Linked DNA regions of Mus musculus: regions 1, 2 and 4 are each linked to region 3. The links are chromatin loops, found by intact Hi-C in ENCODE. Cell type or tissue: gastrocnemius. All regions are shown on one strand.

Region 1 (2,500 bases), 460 kb before region 3:
AGACAAAAGTTAGTTGGGCTCCATATTCAGAGCTTCAGTTTATGACAGATTGGACCATTGCTTTAGGCCTGTAGTGGAATATTATGGCAGATACATATGGCAAACTAGATGAGACCTGCTTGCATTATAAGCTAGGGCACAGGAGTAGAAAATAAAGGCTTCCACAATCTGCTTTAAGGGCACATTCCCCATAACCTACAGACTCACCAGACTCATCTCTTAAAGATGCCATTGTTATGTAACCGCATCACCTTAGAGGCAAGTGAATTCACTCTTACCTTGACTCCTCAGTCTTGCTCTTAAAACAGAAACCTGACTCCTGGCTCTGCCTAAATTCCTTCCAGTTCTCTTCTTGACGTTCTGCAATGAAGTATGGGCCATTTGAGGTTTGACCCTGCTTTCCTCCAAAAGTCATGCCTTCACTAGTGACAACACACTCCTTACATGCTACATGCAAACTCCCAGGGAAGCCAGTTTTCTTCTAATTGCTCCAAGACACTTTCAGTCTTTGCTTTACACAGAATAGTCTTGCTTCTTCCCATTTAAGGATGAACCTAGTTGTTATTGTTTCTAATAGCATTTTGATCCCATGCTAACAGGCTATACACAGTTGATTCCCGGCCACCTGAATGTGAGTCTTCAGAGAATACCCTAATGTCTGTGTCCCAACCCACCCTTCCTGGATTCTAAGGCCTTGGAAGCACAGTTGTAGCATACAATAAGAGGTCATATGTGTCACTTCCTAGGGCTATGAATGTTGGATGAGCAAGTGAATTGCTTTCTCAATCAAAAATATCACACAATGTGTCTATCCCTATGTTGGATATAGACTAACTGTCTCTTATAAATAAAAAGTCAGGATTCCTCCCTGAGCACGCACACTAGCTATTGTGATAATTTTCTCTGAACACTTAGTTCCCATATGCTTTAAGTGCTTTCAAACTAATAAGAGCTCATACCATTGATCTTGGTACTTTGATCCTATCACTCACTCAAGAATGTGGCCCATGAGTCTTTGAACCATTTTTAGATTCTGTAATCTACCAGATGGATTTTGTCTTTGTGCTCAATTATAACTTTTATTAGAGTTGGTACCATGGACGATAGTAAAGAACAGATTTTTAAAAGATACAGAGATGAGTTAAAATATCTTGATGAGGTCATGGAAGAACTGGGCAGTTGTGTAGCCGACTCCCACAGAAGTGTCAGGACTCACACGGGCAGTGCCAGGGATTGGAGAAGAGATGAACAGAGAAGTGGTATACAACTAAAATAAACTCAGCGGCCGGTAACATTATGGAAAATTATTACTACTCACCTGCTAATTTCTTAGAGTGTTTTAAAAATAGATTTAGTTGTTTCACAAGTATATGTATGTATGGATACCACTGTATGCAGTACCTGTGGCGGCCAGAAGGGAGCATTGCATCACATGGAATGGGAGTGGTGGTTGTGGGCTCCGCAAACCAAATGGACATTGTATACTGTTTCTTACCCCTGCCTCTTGTTTTATTTTTAATAAAATACACATCTAAATGTTGTGGGGAAAATGTATCAATACAAAGCATTTTATATTCAATTGTTGCAATTCTCTGAGACACACATTTAGAAGCTACCAACTCTGCCGTGTTCCATTGTTCTCAGTACTTAAAAAGGAGCTAAGATACAACAATCAGTAACCATTCTCAATGACTAAATTAATAAGTGTATTAGCTATCAAGGGGTTATTATTTTCCAATTTCTAATAGATCTTCAACTGTTTTCTGTGACAGAAGGAAATACCGATGAGTATTTTGCAATCCATACAACCTCAGGAGAACTCTCAACAACTCGTGCTTTGGACCGGGAGCTGATCAGCAATTTTACCCTCACTATCCTGTGCTCAGACTTGGGGAACCCGCCTCGAAGCTCTGCAATGCAGCTGCATGTTAGAGTTCTGGATGACAACGACCACAGCCCCGCTTTTCCTATGCTTCATTATCAGTCCTCCATAAGAGAAGATGCCGAGGTGGGCACCGTGGTTCTGGTGCTGTCTGCCGTGGACAGAGATGAGGGTCTCAACGGGCAGGTGGAATATTTTCTTATGGAGGAAGTTTCCGGTGCCTTCACTATTGATCGTGTAACAGGGATCTTGAGAACTAGCCATGCCCTTGATCGAGAATCCAGGTCTCAGCACACATTCCAGGCTGTAGCCAGAGACTGCAGCACTCAAGGTGCCAAAAGCAGCGTGCTCTCCATACTCATATCCGTCACGGATGCTAACGACAACGATCCTGTTTGGGAAGAGAACCCAGTTGATGCTTTCATCTCCCCAATGCTGGCCCTAAACCAGACCGTTGTTCATCTGAGAGCCAGTGACCCAGATGCAGGGCCCAATGGAACTGTTACGTTTAGTTTTGCAGACCGCCAGTCCGTGTTTTCCATCGATGGATATACAGGAGAAGTTAAACTGCAGCAGAATCTGTCTTCAGAACACTTTCCTATCTGGTTGCAGTTATTG
Region 2 (2,500 bases), 270 kb before region 3:
ATTTGCATTTCTCTGATCACTAAGGACTTTAAACATTGGGTTGTTTGGTTTTTTGGTGATTAGCTTCTTGAGTTCTTTATATATTTTGGATATTATCCCTCTATTGGATGTGGGGTTAGTGAAGATTTTTTTCCTAGTTTGAAGGTTGCCAATTTGTTTGATTGAACTATGTCTTTTGACTTACAGAAGCTTTCCAATTTCATGAGGTCCCATTTATGAATTGCTGATCTTAGAACCTGAGCCATTGGAGTTATGCTTAGGAAATGTCTCCCTGTGCCAATGAGTTCAAGGCTCTTTCCCACTTTCTCTTCTGTTAGACTCAGTGTATCTGGTTTTATGTTGAGATCCTTGATCCACTTGGACTTGAGCGTTGTGCAAGGTGACAAATATGGGTCTATTTTCATTTTTCTACATACAGTCAGTTAGACCTGCACCATTTATTGAAGATGCTTTCTTTTTTTCCACTGTATATTTTTGGCTTCTTTGTCAAAGATCAAGTGTCCGTAAGTGTGTGGTTTTATTTCGGGGTCTTCTACTCCATTGATCAACAAATATATACAAATCTCTATACAAATACCATGCAGTTTTTATCACTATTGTTCTGTAAGTCCTAAGTTTTGCAGGCAAATGGATAGAACTAGAAGATATCATCCTGAGTGAGGTAAAAGGGCATGCATGGTATGTACTCACTAGTAAGTGGATGATAGCCAAAAAGAAGAAGAAGAAAGGAACATAATCCCCAAGATACAGCCCACAGAACTCAAAAAGGTCAACAAGCTGAAGTGTCCAAGTGAGGATACCTTAGTCCCACTTGGGAGAGAGAAGAAAGCAATCACAAGTGGGGAGGGAGAAAGGGAGGGATGGAGGGAGGGAGGAATGGAGGGAAGGAGGGAGGGACGGAGGGAGGAAGGGAGGGAGGGAACTGGGAGGGAGAGTGGATAGGGTTGAGGAAGGAGTGGGAGGAAGAGGGGAACTTGATCTGGTATTGGGTGAGGGAAAAGAACTGAAGCCCCAAGGGCCAGCAGAAAGAGTGTAAACAGGCAACCTCAGGAGATAGGAGGTTGTGGGAGGGGGGAGGGGGGCTCTAGAATGCACCAGAGACCTGGGAGGTGAGAGACTCTCAGGAATCAAAGGGAGATCAAAGGGACATTTCATTTTAGATGAAATGCTGGACAGTAGGAAGAGGGAACTTATAGAGCTCACCTCCAGCAAGAAGACAGGACATCAAATGACAGAGAGGGGGCGCCATCACACAGTCACATCTCTGACCCATAATTGTTTCTATCTGAAAGATTTACAGGGATGGAAATGGAGAGGAACCTGAGGAAAGGAGATTCAGTGACAGGCCCAAAGTGGGATCCAGCTAAAGGAGAGGTATCAAGGCCTGACACTATTTCTGAGGCTATGTAGTGCTCACAAAAAGGGATGTAGCATGATTGCACTCTGGAAGACCCAACAAGCAGCTGAAAAATTCAGATGCAAAAATTTGCACCCAACCAATGGAGAAAAGCAGCTGAACCCTGTGGTTGAATTAGGCTGAAAGAAGCTGAGGAGAGGGGCGACCTGGTAGGAGGATCAGCAGTCTCAACTAATCTGGACCCCCAAGATCTCTCCAACACTGGACCACCAACCAGGCAGCATACACCAGCTGATATGAGACCCCAACACACATACAGTAGAGGACTTCTGGGGCTGTGTTCATTCTGGAGGCTCCAGGGAGTTTAGAGGTCAGGTGGGGTGGGGGTGGGATGGGGACATCCACATGGAGACAGGGGTGGGGAGGAGGTATGGGATGTGGAAGAGTCAGAGGGTGGAAGGAGGTGGGAATAAAATATGGAGTGTAAAAGAATAAATAAATAAGTAAATAAATTTAGAAAACAAGTAAAAAAAAGACAATCATTAATGAGAGTCATAGTTCAAAGATAGACATCTTTGACAATAAGTAGATAAATAGAGATGCTATTATTCCTTTTGTTGTTTCTGAATTACACATCATGGATACTTTTAGTAAGTGTTCATTAATTTTTTGTGATAGAGTGTCCTACAGGCATCCCAGGCTTGTCTTAAATGTATGTCCTTCTCCCTCTGCCTCCTGAGTGCTAGAACTAGAGGCGTGAGCTTCTATACTCAAATCTTCTATAGTATGCCTAGTTCCTCTTCATCCTGTACACATGCCTGGACATTTCTCAGCCAGAACAATATAGCTATGGCCTGAATACTCACTGGCATGTGAGTAAAAGCAGTGAAAAGTATTTCCATGCTTGGTTTATAAGAGCTCCCTACATGTGAAATTTCCCCCTTACTCAGGATTAATTCAGACAAGCAAAGTATTCTTGTTTTGAAGATGATGAAGTTACGAGACAGAGAGAGAAAGAGAGCCAGAGACAAAGACAGAGAGACAGAGACAGTGACAGGGGGAAGGTGTCTGGATGAGTAGCCACTCTGCCCTTTTATAACGAGTTTTTGAGTCACAGCACTGAGCAGGCCGCCAGTTAAGTAC
Region 3 (2,500 bases):
GTTTGCCCCCTGGGCAGCCAAAGCTGCATCATCGGAGAAATTAAGAAACTACACATGCGTGTTGTGCTTCTAGGCTTTCTTGCTTTGAGACCTTTGCTGGGCTTCTGTGTGCTTTCAGGACACCATTCCAGAGTGCAGGAGGAAGCTTGCTCTCCTGGCACCCAGGCTGCCCTGCGACCTCCTTGGATGCTGGGCAGAACTGGGATTAGCAAGCTCCAGACGTTGGAGATCCCCCTAAGCATCTTAGCTTGAGAGCAAAGGGCTCGCCTCTCCAGAAATCTAGCAGCCAGCAAAGGGTTAACCAAGCAGCAGAGAGACTAGGGCAGCTTTCTGTGTCCCTCAAGATTCATCAATGCCCCTTAAAGACAGAAAGCACCAGATGGAAAGGCAAGACCACCAAAAGACAGATGTGGAGGCTCTTTGGGCCTGCAGCATTTGAGTAGGACGTTGTTGGCTGGGTGCTGGGATGGGGGTGGGACTGAGGGAAGGGTCCGGTACTATGAGAAGCATCCTCTAAGCAGAATAGGAGGGCCTGGCACTGTGAATCGCACTGTTTACTAACTAGGAACTTCCCTTCACAGGGAATTGAGAGGAGGCTCGACATGGACTCTCAGAGGCAAAGGCTTGCGACTTTTGATAGGAAACCTGTGTACCTGGGAACCTACAGGAAGCGCAGAAGAGCCTAGGCGAACCCAAGCACTCCAAGTGCTTGCTTTGCCCGGGAGTTCTCTCCTCTGGGCTACATAAACCCACACGGGAACCCGGTGGGGATAACCACAGAGTGTCCTTGAGCTGTGCTTCACACACAGACAGTGAGTGGTCTACCCTCTGAGGAAGGCTACTGCCCTGCTCCCCAGCAGCGGGCTTGCCGCGCGGACACGCCTGTCACACAAGCATGCAATTGGCTGATGATGGACGAAAGGAGGGTGCACGACTCTAGATGGAGAGGAAGATGGAGCTTGAGCTTGAGTCCAGGCCGAGTGGTACTGATGTTGGAACGGTCTGCGACAACAAGCTATGTTTCTGACGACCCGGGCAAGCAAGCGGGCAGAAGCGAGAGCTTGAGCCCGGTGTTACTGGAGACTCCCGTAAGACTTCGGGCGACCCCTCCTGGCGAGCGAGACAGACGCAGGCTCCCCAAACAATGCCTAGGCCCGCGGTAGTGCGCCAGGCGCATGGGCAGCCCGCTGCACTCCGAAACACAAAAGCGAGTGACTCAAACTAGACGAATTGGTGGTGGGCTTCTTGATCTTCCACTCAGGGGATCGGCAGGCGGGAGGTGACCCCATGGATGTACTTTGGGGCCACGAGTAGTGAATACCTGAGAATACTAGAATTCCATTTCAGCGTTCAGCCTGTGTAGCTGTTTGGTTTAACTTTTTTGTATTTGTGTGGTTTATTTTCAAACTAGTTTTTACCTGGGGAGAAAGTCTAAGCCTCTGGCTGCTTCAGCTAGACACGGGAAGGTCTAGAGCCAATTGGATGGAAACGGCTCCACTCAGGCAGGCCTTCAGCAGAGCAGGAAAGATGGAGCTGGACTTTTAAAGACTCCCATTGCGGGCTCCCTCTGGGTGTTTACCTGCTTCGACTATGGCCAGAAGTGGGTAGGAAATAGCATTTTATCGTCCTCTCGTCACTCCTTAAACTCTCATAAACTGCGGGACCACAAAATGTGCTGACCCCCTAAATCCTGAGCTCACCATCCAGATGGATGGAAAATGTAAATCAGGCAGCAAACATCCAACCCAGCTGTTAAATCCAGGAAGCAGCAACAATGTGTCCACCTTACACTTGAAAGAGGATTGTTGGGGGGGGGGGGGGCAAAGAGGGGAAGTCACTACCCAGGACTTGCAAGGTCCCACTTAAAGAGAGGCTGACTCTTAAGACAAGGGAAGGTTTGGGGAAGAGACACCCCCCCCCTTAACCCACCCCCTGCGCACGTCCAAACTGTCTCTCTGTACTCCTTTCCCCGCCTGGCACCTTACAATCCACTTACCCTAACATTAGGTTCCCTGTTCTACAGAGCAGAGGATGGCCCGATGGGTGACCAGGATGGCGTGACCAGGATGGGTGACCAGGATGGCGTCCCTGGTTGTTAGGGGATGAATGGGCCAACTATGCTGAGGACATGACTAACTCTTGTGACCACAGAGGTCTCTGCCCGTTCCTGCCCACCTTCTGACCTTGGTACTCATAAGCCCCATTTATTGCTTTGGTGGCCTATACTGAGGTAATCCTGAACCCCTATGTATTAGAGCCCGTGCAGCCTTCAAGCATAGACATCTCTTCAGAGGTCAAATTTTCTCCTCCAAAGAGGAGAAATGGCGGGCAAATTCGTGATGCCTCTGACAAGTCCTCCACAGTGACAAAATCCTATAGACACCCCAGCAAAATAGCAACTCCGTGCATGGCTGCAATTCCATTTTATAAGTCAGAATGTGTCGTGAGGCTGTGGAATCACATTGCTCAAGCCAGTCTGCTCAACTTGGGCTGGAGAACC
Region 4 (2,500 bases), 260 kb before region 3:
TTTCTGATGTTATTCAGAATAGTTAAGTTTTATCGGGATGGAATTGATAAAACCATGGGCCTCTTTGGATATTCTACAACCAATTGAAAAATATGTCATATTCTAGGAAGATATTTGCCTGCATGAGAATTTTTTAATAAGTTATTGGGAAGAAAAAGAAAAACAAGCTACAAAACCTCGTCACACTCTCTATTGATGGACACATGCCTGAGGAAAATACTGAAAAGATTTACCACAAAGATTTTCTTTTGCTTATACAGAATCGTGTGGTTCCAGGGTATGTGTGGTTTATTTGATGTTTAGGGCTTTTGTGCTTTTACACGTGCTTTGAGTAAGAAAGACAAAGTAGCCCTGACAGCTCTCGGTTGGAAACCGAAGTAGCTTAGCTGGACCAAATATTGTCCTGATGAACACAAACAATTTCACGCTGCACTGACGATGTGTGACCTTTGTCTGTGACCGTGATGAAGCAAGATAAACACAGGCCATTCTATAAACATGTCTGATCCCAGACAAAAATAAAAACACACTGGAAACCACAATAGCCAGACAGGAGTGACTCCAGCTTCTTTGACAAGTATAGCAATAGCTTACTCTTTTCTTCTACCTCTTAATAAAAAAAAAAAATTATTTCACCTAACCAAAGAATACCACATCTCCCACTTTCTAGACTTTCCCACCCATACATTATAGGAAAAATAATGTGACACAAGCTAATCCTATAATATGCCCCATATACTCTCTTACCTGTTTCCCAAAAGTCCTCTTTGATACACCTATATTTTAAAACGTGTGTTTTATTACAGATTTGGCTCTGGTGGCCTTGTCCAAAAATAGACTTGATAACTTGAATGTATGGAGCATATATTCCTCTTGTGATCAAAGAGAAAAAGAATTGATGTAAATTTTATTCATCCATTTATACGTCAAGTGATAGTCAACCTATGGCTAAGGAGATAGACTCTCAACAACCTCTGTGGTCTGAAATTTCCCCAGTTCCCCAGCAGCCACAGGGGCTTAGCGACACAGGTGTCACACAGGTGTCACTAGCTGTGATGATAACCACATCTCATTCAAGCACAGGTGAAGCGTCTCCAGAGAAACATTAATAACATCTGGAGCAGGTAACATTTTCAATGTGGGGCTTTCTCGGTATTGTAGCATGTTTCTTGGCATGCCCTGGTTCTAGCCCTTGAAGGTCATAGATTGTGATGACAATGCAACAAAAATGCCCCTAGATCATTTCTCCTGGAAGGTGTGAAGGGTATATTTTTCCTGTGTAGGACCATTAATGTGGAGAGCAGTGACTAGAAAGAGGAGGATCTTGGCTATGGGGCCTGAGTCAGGCCTTCATATCTTTGGGTCATGAGTTTGTCACCCTAGAGGACTGAGATAGCTATTGTAGTCCTTCCTACCTTACAGAGATGCAGTAAGATGAGAGAGAAGATGTTAACAACCTTGAAGGTAATTGAAGCATAACTCTTCAGCTATGCTACACACATAGTATTATAAATAATATAGTTCTAAGCCAAAAGGCCCCGAGATCCTATGAGTAATTGGCTAGACATCCAACAACAAAGAGGAGATAACATAGATAGTTTAAAAGAGCAAAACAGTTGGGTAAGGCTACATGTGGCTATAATCCTAGTATTCAGGATGCTGAGGCCAGAGAATCACAAGTTCAATTCTAGAATGCCCTACAGAGCAAGGCCCTGGACCAATGAAATAAAATGGTAAGACAACAAAATATAAAAATAGTTATTTAATTAAGGTCAATTTCAAATTTAGAGTTGTCAAACATAGTTTAGTAAAGAAAAATTCATTTTCACTAGGAAACAAAAATAGTCAAATTGTCTTACAAGCAATTGTTCAGAGTTCTCTAAGTTTGGACTTCCATCTTAGCACATAGAACTGCAAACCATACATGGCATTGCTCTGAGGATTGTAGGTCATTGAATTGACTAGGAGGGATTAAATAGGCAAAGAGGAAAATGAACATAATATATTCACATGTATGTATATCATAGGAACAACCTTTACTGGAACTTATGAATGAATGAATGAATGAATGAACACTAAATCGTTGGGTAACAAAGTAACAACTTGAATAGCTTTTAATTAGGAACAGCATACATCCAACCATTCATATGAGTTTTAATGGGAATGGTGTGTGTTCCTATGTAAGCTGTGGAGAACATGTTTAAACACTATTCTAATCAAATAGAGGATTTTCTCATGTTTTCTTTCTAAACACGATGGCTTTGATTTTGCCTTTCTGTTTTCTGAAACATGGAAATCATCTGTTTTCACTTATAAATATCATATTAAAACATGTTACAAAAGATCTTTTTAATCAGCTCTCCAATAACCAAATGGAATACTTGCCCTTCTATGCAAAGAATTAGATGTTTCTTATCTCACTTACTAAAATGTAAAAATAAATCTGAGCTGGGTTATAAGTAAGACTTAAAGGAGTGGGATCCAAGATTCAAATCTTCCT

What was found. Peaks named below come from ENCODE experiments on the same cell type or tissue, not always from the same donor. Only the 100,000 strongest peaks of a DNase experiment are listed, where the experiment ranks them.
Region 1: it touches region 3 in a loop (4-fold over the local background); 4 of 42 quality-filtered maps call a loop at or near these places.
Region 2: a loop joins it to region 3, with 5 times the contacts of the local background. A loop is called at or near these places in 7 of 42 quality-filtered maps.
Region 4: a loop joins it to region 3, with 2.2 times the contacts of the local background. A loop is called at or near these places in 7 of 42 quality-filtered maps.

What each region holds. Positions count from the first base shown.
Region 1 is chr3:83,302,663-83,305,162 of GRCm38, forward strand. It overlaps Dchs2 (dachsous cadherin related 2), which reads left to right. Exons shown (of 20, transcript NM_001357165.2): 13 at 1,773-2,500. Among named protein-coding and RNA genes, the nearest start is that of Gm10710, 170 kb to the left of the region's middle. In gastrocnemius, a CTCF peak has its summit at 1,413 (motif pointing right); a DNase peak (open chromatin) is centred at 1,415.
Region 2 is chr3:83,494,538-83,497,037 of GRCm38, forward strand. No RefSeq gene overlaps it. Among named protein-coding and RNA genes, the nearest start is that of 1700028M03Rik, 78 kb to the right of the region's middle. In gastrocnemius, a CTCF peak has its summit at 1,235; a DNase peak (open chromatin) is centred at 1,242.
Region 3 is chr3:83,763,334-83,765,833 of GRCm38, forward strand. It overlaps a transcript of Sfrp2 not described here. Among named protein-coding and RNA genes, the nearest start is that of Sfrp2, 1.7 kb to the right of the region's middle. In gastrocnemius, a CTCF peak has its summit at 1,113 (motif pointing left); DNase peaks (open chromatin) are centred at 1,109 and 2,089; H3K4me3 peaks cover 950 bases.
Region 4 is chr3:83,503,683-83,506,182 of GRCm38, forward strand. No RefSeq gene overlaps it. Among named protein-coding and RNA genes, the nearest start is that of 1700028M03Rik, 69 kb to the right of the region's middle. In gastrocnemius, no CTCF peak of the experiment used is centred here; no DNase peak of the experiment used is centred here.